Linked DNA regions of Homo sapiens: region 2 is linked to region 1. A link is a loop called in an ENCODE intact Hi-C map of the cell type or tissue named here. Cell type or tissue: CD14-positive monocyte. All regions are shown on one strand. Links, peaks and the distances in the headings refer to the core of each region. The heading gives the core; the rest is flanking DNA. Region 1 overlaps CDH13 (cadherin 13). Region 2 overlaps HSBP1 (heat shock factor binding protein 1).

Region 1 (8,337 bases), core at 309-8,308:
CATTCATTCACTGGCACTGTCATCTCTGAGTGCTTGCTTACAGGCAAGCAAACAGCAGATGGCAAAACTTAATATTTAGAAACTCCTATCTGCTCCCTTGGATTTTACCAGGAATGAGGAAGAGACTGTTATCATGAGATTTAAGCAGTGAGGTACCCGGGGCTGGCTTGTGGAAAATAAAAATAAACTAATCCACAAGGCATGAAAACCAAATATTCTAGAAAAACACCCCTATCAGTCTCAAAGAGACACCTTTAGTAAATGACTACGCATTATGCTCATTTTGCTAAAAATGCGAATCAGTTAATTTAATGCTATGTACCGTGCACTGTGTTCTAAACACTTTCCCTGAATTCTTTTATTCTGTATCCATCACAGTGACTCCATAATCTAGATATTACTATTCCTCCCCATGTTTCAGGTGGGGACACTGAGGCCCAGAGAGATTAAAAATCTGCCCAAGGTTACACTTCTGGAAGATGGACAAGTGGGGATTTGTGCTCAGGAAGTCTGGCACTAGTCTGGCAGTTGTGGCCACTTGGCTATGTACTTTTCTTTTCTTTTTTTCTTCGAGATGGAGTCTCACTCGGTTACCCAGGCTGGAGTGTAGTGGTGCAGTCTCAGCTCACCACAACCTCTGCCTCCCAGGTTCAAGTGATTCTCTTGCCTCAGCCTCCTGAGTAGCTGGGATTACAGGTGCATGCCGCCATGCCTGGCTAATTTTTGTATTTTTTAGTAGAGGCGGGGTTTCACCATATTGGCCAGGTTGGTCTTGAACTCCTGACCTCGTGATCCACCTGCCTCGGCCTCCCAAAGTGCTAGGATTACAGGTGTAAGCCACCGTGCCCAGCCGGCTATGTGCTTTTCTTTGCAAGGCTGTAAGAGACCAGGGGTCTGCCATTTCCCATGCAGCTGCTCTGGGGTAGTTTCTAGAGACAGCCTGAATCTAGGATGAAATAAAAAGAGTCAAGGTCAGTTTCCTTTGCTTCCATAAGGAAAACACATCCTTCAAGTCCGAAAGTCTCTATTTGCCTATAGTAAGTTTGGCAAAATAAGGAAGTTTATGACAGATCCTTGTTCTCCTTAAGGCAATCACAGGAATAGAATGCACAGGGAAGTGGGCATGAAAGAGTTAAATGGAAAGAAACCGGGACAGACGGAGTCTGTAAAAACATTTCGCATCATCAACCCGTGCAACAGGTGGATGTCCAGCAGGCAAAGCCATCCCTGTCATCAGATGATGGCAGGAAGAGCCTCTGTGCTATGGAAAGAGCAAGCCGGGAAGAATGCATCCCTAGGGACCTCCTGCAACCTTGAGTCCAGGGAGCAACCTTGAGTCCATGGAGATCTGGCCAGACTCCCTCCCCATGCTCTTACAGGCATCTGGCAGCAATGATTTTTGCTGTGGCTATCAGCAATGAAAGCTGTCATAAATCCATCAACTAAAATCAGAAATGGAACAAACAATTTTATTCTGAAAAACAGAAGTTGGAGAGAGCAAGCTATTGGGTCTGGTAATTGCACACACAGGGCACGCTTCTCTGGCTTCAGTTTGGTTTGGGAGGCAGAAGAGCAGAGAGGTGACGACGGCTGTCATTGAGTCACATTTCCTGAGTGTGAATCTGAGTGTGAATTTCTTTGGGTAATTTCCTGAATCTTCCTAATCCTTATTGTCTTCCCCTGTATAAAAGGGGTAATCAGAGACCCACAGGGTTGCTGTGAAATGAGGGGTGATCTAATGCAGAAGGCTCAGGGAACAGTGCCTGGGACAAAGTAAATGCCAGCTACTATATCGTAACCTTGAGCAATTTGGTGTAGCTATAGCAGAAAGCGGCCAACCTAGCCTGGCTGTGTTAGGGAAGTGGATCAGACATGCTAGTGAAAGAAGACAGGAGATGGAAGGAGGCAGGATGGCCCAGGTCCGTTCGACTCCTGGGGACAATGTACACTCTACCCTGGGGCCTGCATAGACTCAGGATATGCTGATTTGCGGTCGGGCTGCCAAGTTAACAGCACCGTTGTACGGAACTGTGCTGGTCTTGAACTCCTGACCTTGTGACCCACCTGCCCTGGCCTCCCAAAGTGCCAGGTGGGTGTGAGCCACCGCACCTGGCTGGCTATGTACTTTTCTTTGCAAGGCTGTAAGGGGATTCTCAGGAAGCAGTGCCTCATGTGAAACAGCACCAGGCAGGGCCACTCCTCCCAATATGAGAGTGTCCCAGGGCTTGGCCACAGCCCTACGTTCACTTCCCTCTTTGGGGATCATAGTCTCAAGGATTTAAATTCCATCTGGATGTTGATGACACCCAGGCTTCTATCTGTAGCACAAACGCCCCCTGATACCCAGCTCATGTGCTCCCTTTGTCTACCTCAAACTCAACAAGAACAAGACCGAATTCCTGTACTTTCCTCCCACAAGTTACTTTGCCACTTCTCCAGCGAGCTTGCAAAGCTCAGAGATGTGCCCTCTGTGCTTCCATTTGTTTGGGACAAAAATCTTGGAGTCAATCTTTATTCCTCTCTCTCTCTCTCTGACACACACACACACACACACACACACACACACACACACACACACACACGGCACAGTTGGTTAGCAAATCCCTGTCACCAGTACCTTCAAAACATTCAGGGCCTGGCCCAGTGGTTCACACCTGTTATCCCAGCACTTTGGGAGGCCGAGGCAGGTGGATCACTTGAGGCCAGGAGTTCCAGACCAGCCTGGACAACATGGTGAAGCCCCATCTTTATTAAAAATACAAAAATTAGCTGGGTGTGGTGGTGCATGCCTGTAATCCCAGCTACTCCAGAGGCTGAGTCACGAGAATCACTGGCACCTGGGAGGCAGAGGTAGCAGTGAGCCAAAATCGTGGCACTGTACTCCAGCCAGAAAGACATAGCCAGACTCTGTCTCAAAAATAAAAACAACAACAACAAATTCAGTGTCTGCAGCTTCTCACTGCCTGCACTGCAACCATCCCTGCCCAGACCCATATGGCCTCTTACCTGGATTACTATGGCTACCCTACACTCCAGTCCTCTGCTCTGCCTCTGTCTCCCTTTCCCTTAATTGCCCCCTTTCCTAATCCCACTAGCATGCTTAACACTTTCCCCATCTTCTCCGGAGCATCGGCCTCATTTCCCACCATCCCCCAACTTGCTGTGCGCTGGGCACAATCCTGCACACTCTGCCTCGGGGCCTTCCCACTTGCTTCCTCTACCTGGACCTCTCCACCCGGGATAGCTGTGTGGCTCACCTCCACTTCCTCCAATTCTTCACTGAAGCATCACAGCACTGGTGAGGCTTCTGCTGACCCTCTATCTAGAGTGATGGCTCCCCTCCTTCCTTCTCTGCTTCCTTTCTTTGCATTAATCACCAGTTACTATGCTACTTATTGTATTTATTAATTCTCTCATTCATTTTCTCTCTTCCACAGGAATATGATTTCGATGATAACAGATTTCTTTTTCTTTTTTTTGAGACGGAGTTTTTGCTCTTGTTGCCTAGGCTGGAGTGCAGTGGCGTGATCTTGGCTCACCACCATCTCCGCCTCCCGGGTTCAAGTGGTTCTTCTGCCTCAGCCTCCCAAGTAGCTGGGATTACAGGCGCCCGGCTAATTTTGTATTTTTAGTAGAGATGGGGTTTCACCATGTTGGTCAGGCTGGTCTCAAATTCCTGACCTCAGGTGATCCACCCACCTTGGCCTCCCAAAGTGCTGGGATTGCCGGTGTGAGCCACTGCTCCCGGCCAACAGATATTTTTAATTGTTTCTGGGGCTACTTTATCCCCCAATGCCTAGAAAAGCACCCAGTATGTTGCAGGTGTGGGATGAATGAATGGAGAGAGAGGTTTTCCGGTCATAGCCCTAATCCAAATCCCCAGGTCCTCCTTTCACATGTGCAGCCTACACTCAGGGACCCAAGAATACTTAGAAGCAGCCATATAAGGTCGGATCTTCTAGTGAGATTCCTGCCAACGCTATTGGAATGCATGAGGAAATCCCCAAATTAAGCATTTGTAGGAGGACTGTAGTTTAGAGCCTCATCACTTGAAAATACAAGCTTTGAGATTCATTTGGAAAGCAGATTGGGAGCAGATGATGAAATGCATTTCTTGAATTAGTTACATGACTCACTGCCTGTGGTTTCATTACCCGTGTTAGGGTTAATGCCATGATAAGCTCCTCGTGCTTGCTGGCTGACTGGTGTTAGTGATTGATAGACAAACTCAGATAATAAATCAGCTATTTTCCCTATGCAACTGACTTCTGTTGCAATCCTGAAATGTGTGGCTTTTTCAATCAGTGCTATGTTAGTAGCTTATATAGCAATCCTTATCTATTTCAAATGGGTTTATTAAAAAAAAAGCTAAGTAGATTTAACAGCTTAGAAAATATTGGTCAAGGAACAATATTAACATTTGTCAATATTTTCTATATTGGTTCTGAGGATTAATTTCTAAGGCTGACAAGAAGGACCCTGATAATTATATTCAAATATAGCCAATTTGAAACCATGTTTTCAATAATGAAAGTCTGGCCTATGGCAAATTTATAACAACATATGTAGATGGATGTTAAAAAGGTGGTCGATTTGTAAAATAGCCTTTCATCCATTTACCCAAACGGCCAGATGTTTCATATTAGCCAAACTGAGCACCTTTAATTGACATGAATAATGAAAATCTTCAGTCTCTGGATCATTATAAAAGCCAGGATTCTATTTTTAGCCAGTGAAGCCCTTAAAACTTTAAAAATCCCATAGTTTAATTTGTGAGGCTTTGTTTCCCCCAGCATCTTCATAACAGAACATCTGACCACTAAAAACAAGAGTCATCTGTGCTAATATATTTGCATAAATAATTAAAAATTCCACAGCAGAATAGGCAATAAAATGTATTGCTACCATAAACTTACAATGGAACAACACCGCTTTAATTAAAAATTACAAAGACACCACTGTAAACAATCCATTTACATTTCAAACTCTGTGTTTGTTGACTTAAAAAAGAAAAAAATCTTAACTCATTAAAAACAAGAACCAAAAAAATGACCTCATCCCAGATCCTGTTATTGAGGTCAGTAACCACATTTAATTAAGATGAAGTGTTAATAATATAGTTTAGAAGATGAAGGCCTTCTCTTAATTTCCCCAGGTAGAAATGTTACAATTTGGCCTTTAACTTCTGATTAAAATTTAAAAGGTGGGAGTCACCCCAATTTAAACTCTTAAATCTGGTTTTGAAACCTGGTTTTGGGATTAGAAATCCTCCTTCCTCCCAATAAATGGTAGGCTACTACATATTTTTGAACCCCTGTGTTTCTGAGAATGCCAGTGATGACAAAATTTGCATTTTCAAGAGAGCTGATTTTTGCCTTTTTCTTCCAAAGGTCTTAGAAGATACAGAATAAAATGTCCCATCGCCAGTCAATGATGGTTTTTGCTTAATTTCCCAACATTTTTTGTGATTTCCTTTGAATGAGCTCCAATATTAGATTAAACAAGGTGTTAAAGAAAAGGACTTGATGAATCATGGGAAGACCAGTAAAAATGGAAATTGGGCATTTTAACAAATCTTTTGGGGCTGAAATATCATTATTCTATGTTGTATTCTTTACCAGTTTGAATGCATGAATGAATTCTACTGTAAAGTTAAAAAGCATCCAGGTCAGAAAGATGAGGAGGAAGGAAACGACTTAAAAAAGACAGAGCCCCAAAGAAATCAGGACAAAGCAGTTGTAGTTTTCAAAGAGATGAGTATCTAATTTGGATCTGATTCAGATATTCTGTGTTCAAAGAATAGGCTCAATTTGGATCAAGGCTTCGGAAGAAGGGTTGGCTGACGGCAATGGCTCTTCAATGTAACTTTCATGGACTTGGAAAGTTCTGTGAGAGACCTGCACATCCTTCTAAAGTCTCCCTGCTAGCACTGGCTACCCTTCCTGGGATTGGTTTAAAACAAGGCCAAATGTAAATGTTTTCATGGTTGGTAGACATTAGTCAATGTTTGAAGATTAAAAGAAAACAAAACCTATGATGTGGTTTGGATTTGTGGCCTCACCCAAATCTCATACTGAAATATAATCTCCAATGTTGGAGCCTGGTGGGAGGCGATGGGATCAGGGGAGTTAACGCAATCCCTCCTTGGTGGCGTCTTCGGGATAGTGAGTTCTTGCGTGATCTGGTTGTTTAAAAGTGTGTAGCACCTCGGCCCAGCTACTCTGGACATGTGAAGTGCTGGCTCCCTGTTTGTCTTCTGCCACGATTTTAAGTTTCCTGAGGCCTCCCCAAAAGCTGAGTGGATGCTGCCATGCTTCCTATATAGCCTGCAGAGCCATGAGACAATTAAATCATTTTCTTTATAAATTACCCAGTCTCAGGCATTTCTGTGTAGCAATTTGAGAATGGACTAATGCAAGCTATGTCTACATTTTTTTTTTCTAGACGAAGTCTCACTCTGTCACCCAGGTTGGAGGGCAGTGGCACGATCTTGGCTCACTGCAACCTCCACCTCCCAGGTTCAAGTGATTCTCCTGCCTCAGCCTCCCTAGTAGCTGGGACTACAGGCAAGCACCACCATGCCTGGCTAACTTTTTTTGTATTTTTAGTACAGATGGGGTTTCACCATGTTGGTCAGGCTGTTCTTGAATTCCTAACCTCAAATGATCTGCCCACCTTGGCCTCCCGAAGTGCTGGGATTACAAAGCATGAGCCACCGCATTCGGTCAACCCATGTCTACTTAATGCAGAAAAATGTGTGCATGCAGTCACCCCCAACCCAGCTGCCATTAATCTATTCCACCTGGTTACTGAGCACTGGTCATGCACCAGTCCTTATGCTGGGATTGGGCTGTTTCCAGACATTTGAGCCCTTAAAAATTTTTCTCTGTCTTTGGTGGCCTCACCCCAAACTGTATCAAATGTACTAAAATGTACCCACACTAAAAATACATTTTTTTCCTATCACATGTTTGAAATTATTTTTATACTTTTGCTTTTGGAATTACTGTGCCATAAGAAATATTCTGCTAATAATCACTTATAATTTATCCACCGTTCTTGCAAGGTGAGAGCTACAAATAGTTTGCAAATGTAAAGACACTTTTGCAAATATTAGGTTTAGCCTGCTAAAGTTGTCATGATGCCGTGGGCAGTTGATATTTATTAATTTCAATTTTGCTGCTTTCTTTTTGAATTTTGGAGTCAATAGACTATGTATTCAGGTCCCTGACATTTTTGTAGGCCCGTGGAAAGTCTGAAGGTCTTAGTCCTGTGCCTAAAGTGCTTAACTAACTCAATGGTACTGAGGAAGCTCTGGTGGCTCATTAGGGAAGGAGATAAAGATGATTGTTACTCTCCCTGAGCACAAAGTCTCGTGGGAAGATGGACAATGATGTCAAGGATTGAGGAAGTGTGAAGCTTGGTGAAGTTACACTAAGACATGTTCAAAAAGCCTTAAGCCAACATCAGCAGTAGGCGCAGTGGTACGGAGGAAGCTCCGGCGTTCTGATTCACATTAACTCAGCCTCTGTAAACCCTGCTTGTGTGCTTTCCTCCTTTAACCACGGCTCAGGGAGGTTCTCTCTCCTCATCAGTAAAAAGGGAGAACAAGATGTTCTCATTTACAGGGTGGTTATGAAAATACAAGAAGACTGGTAACAGTGCTTTTGGTAAAGTTCTACATAAAAATGTTAGGTATTTTAATCATCCTAGTAGCCATATTATTACCATCATTCTCAAAACCCATGTCTGCAGGGCGTTGTGAAAATCTTGGCCTAGTTTGGTCTGGCACCCTATTCCCTAGAGGCAGAGGCCTGTGCACAGGCAGGACGAAAGCAGGGTTTCTGGCGGAATCCAGCCATCTGCTGAAAGTCAGCCGGGCATGGTGCAGGGGAAGAAGCAATTTGTGCCACTCTGCTCCTTCTTCTCGACTTGGGATCATTGGTTCTTAGTTCCCAAGGAAGCAATTTATTTCATTCCTTCTTCCCTTCCTCTCTCCCTTTCTTTCTTCCTTTATAGGGACACCATCATTTGCAGCAAAAGTTCTTGCTCTTATGACGATAAGCTCCCTGGGAGGCTGCAGACAGAGACTATTTCTTTCACCAGTGAATTTACAGCACCTAGCACAGCGTCAGGCCCACAGTGGGCTCTACATAAATACCATGGCATGAATGAATGAATTGCTGTAATCCATATGCTCTTCTCTAGCACTAGTCTTTAGCAACATCATCTATTATTTTGATTATGCAAATATCTAGTATCATGGGATATTTTTCCCTTTTAAAATGTACCCTGTAGTTATTTATTAAGCAGAAAGGTTCCATTTAAAAAGGCATT
Region 2 (8,337 bases), core at 179-8,178, 130 kb before region 1:
CCTCCCTCCCAGGGTCTCTGATTCAGTAGGGCTAGGTAGGGCCTGGGGATCTACATTTCCAGCACGTTCCCAGGGGATTCTGATGCTGCCGGTTCAGGAACGTATTTTAAGAACCACTGCCCTATGGGAAATGTCTCCAAGGAAGAAAATATTCTTTCCATGTATGTTTTGTTGAAATCCGAGGCAAAAAAGAAAAAAATCTGTTGTTCTCAGACCAATTATGGAAAACAAGTCCCAGTAGAGAGCAGGAGAATGAATTCTGCCAGAACTTCAGTGACTTAGGTGCCGCTGCAAACCTTTCAGAACCAAGACCAGATACAGGGTCGTCTGCTGAAGGGGTTACGAAGAGTCCAGAAGAGAACATCACGGTGGTTCCCAAGAAAGACCTTAACATCTCAGTGGTGTTTAATACAGCATAAAAGCAAATTACGACCTCCATTGACTTATGGGTATTTCAAACAGTTCTCACCAGTTTATTAGTCAGCGTTAGGATAAAAGGGATTCTTCAAGTTCTGAACTTGCTAAACGGTAACTTGTTGGAAGCATTACTAGCAAATCTTGTCCACAATTGTTCTGGAATACAAGTCAGCTTGAATAAATCCAAGAAATGTCTGGCAGAGTGGATGGCAGGGAACAATGTCTGGGGTCAGTGATTCCAGAGTTTTTGTGCCAGAGAGTTTCTATGGGGTCTGTTTTTCATCATGGGGAAGACAAAGTTGGGTCACAGATTATTGTTAAGACTTGTCCAAGTTTGAGAAAATGAGAGTGGCCCAGGAAAAGAATCTTCCTCGCATCTCCTTCTGAGGATGCTGGCAAAATGCGCATCTGATATAATCAACCTTCCAGACAAGGATTCTGATAGGAAACCGAGCCCTGGGGATGAGGGCTCACAGACCCAGTGCCGACCCACGGTAACCATGAACCTCTAAAATTCTACAAGCAAGACTGCGTACTTTTGACAGATGGCTTTCAAAACATTCTTTCCCTTTAAGATTCTTAATTATGGCCCCAGCGAACACAGGTTCTAATTGAGGCGCACCTGAGCCTGGCTTGCAGGAGAGATACCTATCAAAGGGAAAGGCTGATTTCTTTTGAGGGCATTGTTTTGCAGCATTTCCTGGACTTACCAGTCCTAGGCTTCTGTTCCATGAATAATTCGGTCCAGTCCTTTGCCTCAATAAGATTCTGGAGCAGAATCAGTCAAATGGTCTTATGTTTTCAGGAGAATGCACTGTTAAAAGAAACAGCCATATTATTTACATTTCCAGAAATGGCTCTTCTGATGATTATCCATAGCCCATCAAAATTAACTGCATATTCTGCATAAAAGACCTTTAAGATATTTAATATGTAAAGTTTCTTTCTGTAAACACTTACTGGGTTTTGACAGCAACTTGTAAAGACCAAGGTAAGAGGTAATAAAACTACAGCAATGGTTTACAAATGGAGGTTTTGAAGGCTGATTAGAGGGAGATGAATTCCAGCTGGAAAACTTTTTGATAATGTCAACAGCTTTCGAGAGCCTCTGAGCAGTGAATGAGATGATACAGGTGAAAGCAGCTAGCGCCATACCTGGCCCAGGACAGGCAGGAAAAATGTCAGGCAGATCTGAAGCTGAATCCGGTTACTGAGTCATCACCCATCAGGGAATCAGAAATCCTTTGATTCAAACAGTTGGGACACAAATTGTTGGGGCATGCGTGACACATGGATTGAATTGAATGCCAGGTAACGGGGGTCAAAGCCCTGATTGTCCAAGTTGGACGTGTCAGCTGGGTTGACACGGGCGTGGCGGAATCCCATGGAACTTGGTGAATTACATCATCGGACGGTTCGCAGTAGACAGGCCTTCTTGAATGCAGTTCTCGACCTCGACTGCACACTGGAGTCTAAGATGAACACTGCTGTCTGGGCCCACCCATGGGGATTCTGATGTGAGGGTTCTGTGGTGCTGCCCAGTTTTGGGCCTTTGAACTGCTCCCCAGGTGATTCTAATGTGCCACCAAGGTTGACAGTCAGCTAATTCCGATTTAACCATCTCCAGTGTTACCAGTGTTTATAATCTAGAAGTTACATCTAGAAGGTCTGTAGCAAACACTGTAGGTTGTCCACCCGATAGCCATTCTGATTTCCTTTCTGATGGAACCCTGGTATTGTTCTCTTATGTCTCCACCTCTGAGGGTCCGGAAACTATCAGCAGAACCGTTACACCAGGCTCAGGTGGTCTCATGAATGGGTTAAGCTGGGATTCCTCAACCTCAGCACTGTTGACACTTGGGGCTGTGCCACTCTTTGGGGTGAGGGTTGTCCTGTGCATGGTAGGGTGTTGACGCAGCATCCCTGGTTTCTACACTCTTGATGCCAGTAACACCCCCAACCTGAGTTGTGACAACAAAAAAACAAGAACCACATGGCTCAACCTATCATGCGGGTCCTGTTTGCCAGGATCATTTTAGGCACAGGAGTGGGGTGGAAACACCTTCAAAGAAACATTTTCTTCACTCTTAGGAGACAAAAGGGAAGAAGAAAGGCATTCTCTGACCGGATGCACCCAGGTGGAACAAATCTGGGGTTGGGTCTTTTTATTTTTTATTTATTTTTTTGTTTTTTATTTTTTGAGATGGAGTCTCGCTCTGTTACCCAGGCTGGAGTGCAGTGGCACGATCTCGGCTCACTGCAACTTCCACCTCCTGAGTTCAAGCGATCCTCCTCCCTCAGCCTCCCGAGCAACTGGGATTACAAGCGCCCACCACCACGCCTGGCTAATTTTTGTATTTTTAGTAGAGACGGGGGTTTCGCCATGTTGGCCAGGCTGGTTTAGAACTCCTGACCTCAGGTGATCCACCCACCTCGGCCTCCCAAAGTGCTGGGATTACAGGCATGAGCCACTGCGCCCGGCCGGGTCTTGCTCTTAGTTTTACTGAGGTGCAGAATTTACTCGCCCCAGAGCTGCCCTCCCTTGGGACTTCTTGCCATGTGAAATAATACATCCCACCATTGTTAAAAGGGCTGATTTTTGCTATTGGTAGCTAAACGCTTCTAAGCTGCTGGATCCTGAATCCAGACTATTCTTAATTATTGGGAAGCAATACTGTTCTCTTTTGGAAGGTGGACATTTTGCAAGACCAACGTGACTAAATGGTCAAATTCTGTTTTCTACGGTAGAGACACAGAATTTGACCATTATTAGATCATTATTGCGAAGATTATTATTGTGAAGCAGGACAGTCAAGAGTGTTCTTATGAGGCAGGGCAGCATCTACACGATAGGTATGTAGTTCATGTATGTGGTGTCTACATATGCTTTGGTAAAATGAAGCTCTGTTGATGAGACAGCCACATATTACATTTCATCATTCTCAGGGATCCCACAGAGGCTGATGTTGTACAGCTTTCAGGATCACTCGAACCCTAGGCAGCGGTCTGAGGAGCTTCCAGCCACCTCTTAGTGAGAGCCTCAGGTGTGAGGACCAAGCGTTAGGATCCGCCCTTTTTTTTTTTTTTTGAGACAGGGTCTTGCTCTGTCACCCCGGCTGGAGTGGAGTCGTCCGATCACAGCTCACTGCAACCTCGACTTCCTGGGCTCAAATGATCCTCCCACCTCAGCCTCCTGAGTAGCTGGGAGCACAGATGTGTGCCACCACACTCTGGGCTAATTTTTCTACTTTTTTGTAGAGATGGAGTCTCAGTATATTGCCCAGGCTGGCCTTTTTTTCTTTTTTAAAATACTGTCATCCTGACTTGTTGAAACAAACCCTTTTCCTATTTCCATATTAATTTGTAGGGTTGATAAGTGCAATGTTCAATCACAATTCCTCTGGTTTTGTTTTTGGGCAGTGACTTGCATCTCCCCTCCCTCATTTTCATTCATTGAAAAGTTCTCAAGTGGCTGCAGCTAAAATCAGACACTTAAAATTAATGCAAGATTAAGATTCCAGGTGATGGCTTCTTCATGAGTCCATTTAAAAGTCTTCGTTGCAATAAAAAAAAAACACCACAAAACAAAAAACAGTGAAATCCAATAGGATGGTAAGCTAATAGGTCACGGAGTGGCGGGGGGGTGTCTTTTTATCCCCCGGGTTGGGCCTCAAGCAATAATTTTTGTGGGAGACAGGACAGGTATAGGCATGGAAAACCAATGTGAAAACCTGTGGTTCATATTCCCCGTGGTTGTGCTCTGGGCAAATGTTTGAGGAATGTCATTTGTTTCTGTTGTTGTTCTCAACTGATTTAGGAGAAAAAAGGCACTGATCCAGGAGCACACATTTTCTACCAGCTCTGAATAGTTTAAATTCCAAATAAAAACTCACATCCAGTGTGTTTATTACTTAATTTTAGGTCATGTTTAATTGAAAACACTCCATCAGCCTTTTGAAAGTAAATTTTGAGATCCAGCCAGTGGGGCTGATGATTTCCAGACAGCCTGGACAGCTGAGATTCGGAGCTCAGCTCACACGAAGAGGCAGACGATCAGCTGTGTTCGTGAGCAGTGCAGGTGTGCAGCTGTGAGACGGTCAGCTGTGCTCGTGAGCGGTGCAGGTGTGCAGCTGTGAGACGGTCAGCTGTGTTTGTGAGCGGTGCAGGTGTGCAGCTGTGAGGACATTCCAGGGTCATCATTACCAGCTGTGACCTTGTGCCCCTGACTCCCCGTCTTGGGTTCCTTTTCTTTAAATATGACTCATCAAATGAAAACCTCTCAGTGTTGTTGTGAGGATTAAGCCAAACAGTGCAAACAAAAGGCTTAGCACAGTACAGCGGTTTACAGTCAATGCTTTCAATGGCGCTAGCTGTGAACATTTGGTAACTGTAACCAGTTAACTTTCAGGGCTAGATATGACAACACATCCTGCAAATTCCTCCATTTTAATCTAATCAAAATATATAATGTGCAAAATACAAAATAAAAGAGGAACACAGTGTCTGCTTGGGAAGGCTTCCATTTACAAACAGCATGTTGAAAAAGTTCACTTTTGTTTGGAGGACTCTATGTTCCCATAGCAACAGTGCTCTAAGTGTGTGTGTGTGGGGCTTAAATTCCAAGGACTCACAAGGGCAAATTAACTCTTAGTTACGTGAAATATTGTGTTAGTCCTGATAGGGTTAAACAATGACTGTACTTGTAGTGAAACAAAGAAAAAATTGATATGAAAATAAGATTGAAATATTTTAAAATCCTGTGGCTCAAAGGAAAGCAGGATGAACTAGGGGCCAAATGAAGAAGCTGTGGGGCCTTGGGGTTTGAGACAGGGCACTTAATTAAATGTAACGCTGTTTTCCTTGGTGCGAGGGCCCCCATACTCATCTGTATTGTTCAGCCCTCAAGAGAATCTTCACTGGCTGGTAAACGAACAAGAATAGCTGGAGAAGGAATACTTCATATAGTATAAAAAAGACCCTTGGACAGGCATGGTGGCTCCAGCCTGTAATCCCAGCACTTTGGGAGGCTGAGACAGGACTGCTTGAGCCTAGGAGTTCTAGACCAGCCTGGGCAACACAGCAAGACCCAGGTGCGGTGGCACGAACCTGTAATATTAGCTACTTGGGAGGCTGAGGCAGGAGGACTGCCTGAGCCCAGGAGCTTCAGGCTCCAAGTGAGCTATGACTGTGCCACTGCACTCCAGCCTGGGCAACAGAGCGAGACCTCGAAAACTAGCAGGTGAGCAGGTTAAAGCTGAGTTCTCTGCTCTACTTTCAGAGTCTTTAATATGCTAATTTCTTCATGAGGTTCACAGAATGTCGTCTAAACCCAAGTGACCATAACCCCTTCCTTCCTGCAGCATCTCCAGGGGCAAGAGTTCTGGGAACACACCTGAGACAAGTCTCCTGCAATGCCAGTCTTGGCAAGCCCTCCTCCCGCTCCTCAGCTTCCCCTTCCAGCAGGCAACCTCCCCCAACACCCCCTCTCCTGCTTTGCCTTGGGCTACTTGTACTTAATCCGTCCAGAGGTTTTAGTTGATACTCTAATGTGATTTCTGCATTTCCATCTGAAAACCAAACAGATTTTTGACACAAAGGAAGCTTCATAGCAGGATTTCAGGCACCTTTATTCATGGCAGATATTTTTGGTCAGGGCAGCCTGCCTTTGAAATCGTTCCATTACTTGAGGAGGTCGACTCCTGCCTAAGTCACAACTCTCCTACAACCGCAACCGGCCATATCATTTCCATTTGCCACTTCCGAGGCTTGAGAACATCACCAGGGACGCAGGTTTCGGATGGTCTGGTCAATGCTGCAGTGTGTGTGGGGCATTCGGGGGCTCCAGCCTGCATCACAACCTACTGGCCTGATCAAAGGAGGTTCTGTAGTTGGGTAACCAGAGTGGTGAATTCATTTTATCACAGAAGGATCTCACTCCTTTATGTTCCCCATGTAATTTGTATACAGCACAAATTATTTCTTACTTTGATAGATTTGCAATATAAACACCAAGACTGGTGAGATGAGAAACTTAAAAAAATCATGTTTTTCAAATTTTCAAGTTTTTGTGTAAAAGCACTTTGTGGTGACAATCATATGGATCACCTTCCAGGTCATCAGTATTGGCCTCTAGGTTTAGCACTCCTGGCACTGCATTTTTGAGTGGCCAGAGATAAAGGTATTATCCCTGTCTTCTATAATCAATGATAACATTGACACTCTGCAAGAATTTAGATAAGAAACAGTTTAAGTAAAATAGTGTTTTTTAAAAACTTGAGTCTACTACAAGTCGTTGATCATATTCTAGCCAAGCAACTGGCATGGACTTAATATGGTCTCTTTTCCTTCTCTCTTTCTTTTCAAGTCACTAGCTCAAAGGAAAGACTGATTGAGTTTTAAAATCCTGCCAGATTTTTTATGGTAACCATTGTAGATGAACCACGTAGGTAGGGTCCTACTGAAGTATTAGAATCTCATGCAAAACTCTAACAAACGCCTCATTACAGAAGGCTATTCTGTTATTTTCTGTACTGTAAAAGTTCTGACACAAGACAGTGGCAGTGGTTACTTTTCATCGACTTTAGCATGTGATCTCAGGGACTCAGACATACGTCTAAGTTCTATTCTGAGTTTTGGCAACAGAGCAGTGACAGATATTTCTGAATGAACAATTTTTAGGTGTTTTCAGCCATTTGAAAAGTATTGCCAACACACTATTTGGTGTTAGCTCAACAGTCACGTTGTGCCAAGAATTAAAGAACTCTAAAGTCTACAAACATCTTACTTCACCAAGACTAACTATAATTGAAGGGTTTACTATTTGTTTAATAAAAAATCACACATCAACTTTTATCCAAACAGCAACTACTACAAAAGGAATGACAAGAAAAAAAATGACTTCACAGAAATACACTAAAAAATCTGACAATGTTATGCAAGAACCGCCAAAGTTTTAGTGTTTAATAATGAATAGCACAACTGACCAAGGTCCAAGATGTGAAGATACCATGTTCAAGAAACTGGGGGGAAATCACTCTACAAACTAACTATATACTAGGTGATAAGAATGCATACTTTATAATATAAAACCTGTCTACACATAGTAGTTAGCTGCAAAAAGCCATTCGATCTTCTCTTGGCTTGGAAAAATGCCAGATTCCAGTATAAATTATTAGCAACCTGTTGAAGAAGGAAAAATCATCAACATGTTTTTCATTATATGAGCACAAGTAAAAATGACATATAGACCTATCAACTACAAATCCCTTTCCACTCTCCTACTGAGTTAAACTTATTTTCTTCTGGCAATATTTTAGCAATAGATTTAACTGGAAATATCTTTAAAAGTTTCAGAGTCAGTTTCCTACTCCCACTCTTTTCTTTGAATGACCCCCATCACTAGCCAGTCTACCATCCTGAAATTCTTGTGGTAAGATAATCAGTCAGTTGATGGCAGTTTTGATTGCCACATAATATAAAAAGAGACCCACAGAAGCATCTGAGACTGGTAGGACATTTTTCCAAATTATCTCTGGATAAGAATAACGATGACATAACCCATAGAAAGCAGTTATGTGATTTACTCACACAGTGAATGAACCCCACCTACTGTGAAGATAAAAGCAAATTTTAGAGTCTGTCTTCAACATCCCAAATCTGTATTTCACAGTGACTTAAAATGTGGTCCACAGCAAGCCCAGAAAATAGGAAATTAGGCATGTTTTACTGTACATTCTGCTTAGTACTCTACGAATCTAAAAATACTCAGGAACCATTTTATTTTATTTTTTTGAGACAGAGTCTTGCTCTGTCTCCCAGGCTGGAGTGCAGTGGCATCATCACGACTCACTGCAAACTCTGCCTCCTGTCTCAGTCTGCCAAGTAGCTGGGATTACAGGCGTGCACCACCACACCCAGCTA

What was found. Peaks named below come from ENCODE experiments on the same cell type or tissue, not always from the same donor. Only the 100,000 strongest peaks of a DNase experiment are listed, where the experiment ranks them.
Region 2: a loop joins it to region 1, with 2.1 times the contacts of the local background. A loop is called at or near these places in 9 of 110 quality-filtered maps.

Annotation. Positions count from the first base shown.
Region 1 is chr16:83,685,317-83,693,653 of GRCh38, reverse strand. All of the region lies in intron 10 of CDH13 (cadherin 13), which reads right to left. The region is part of intron 1 of LOC124900603 (a long non-coding RNA gene); the gene reads left to right. Among named protein-coding and RNA genes, the nearest start is that of CEDORA, 83 kb to the left of the region's middle. In CD14-positive monocyte, for the core only: no CTCF peak of the experiment used is centred there; a DNase peak (open chromatin) is centred at 4,153; H3K4me3 peaks cover 460 bases.
Region 2 is chr16:83,810,680-83,819,016 of GRCh38, reverse strand. HSBP1 (heat shock factor binding protein 1) reads right to left here. Exons shown (of 4, transcript NM_001537.4): 4 at 1-7,596. Among named protein-coding and RNA genes, the nearest start is that of HSBP1, 6.9 kb to the right of the region's middle. RefSeq lists enhancers at 864-2,063, 4,554-5,065, 5,066-5,577, 5,578-6,089. In CD14-positive monocyte, for the core only: no CTCF peak of the experiment used is centred there; no DNase peak of the experiment used is centred there; H3K27ac peaks cover 1,664 bases.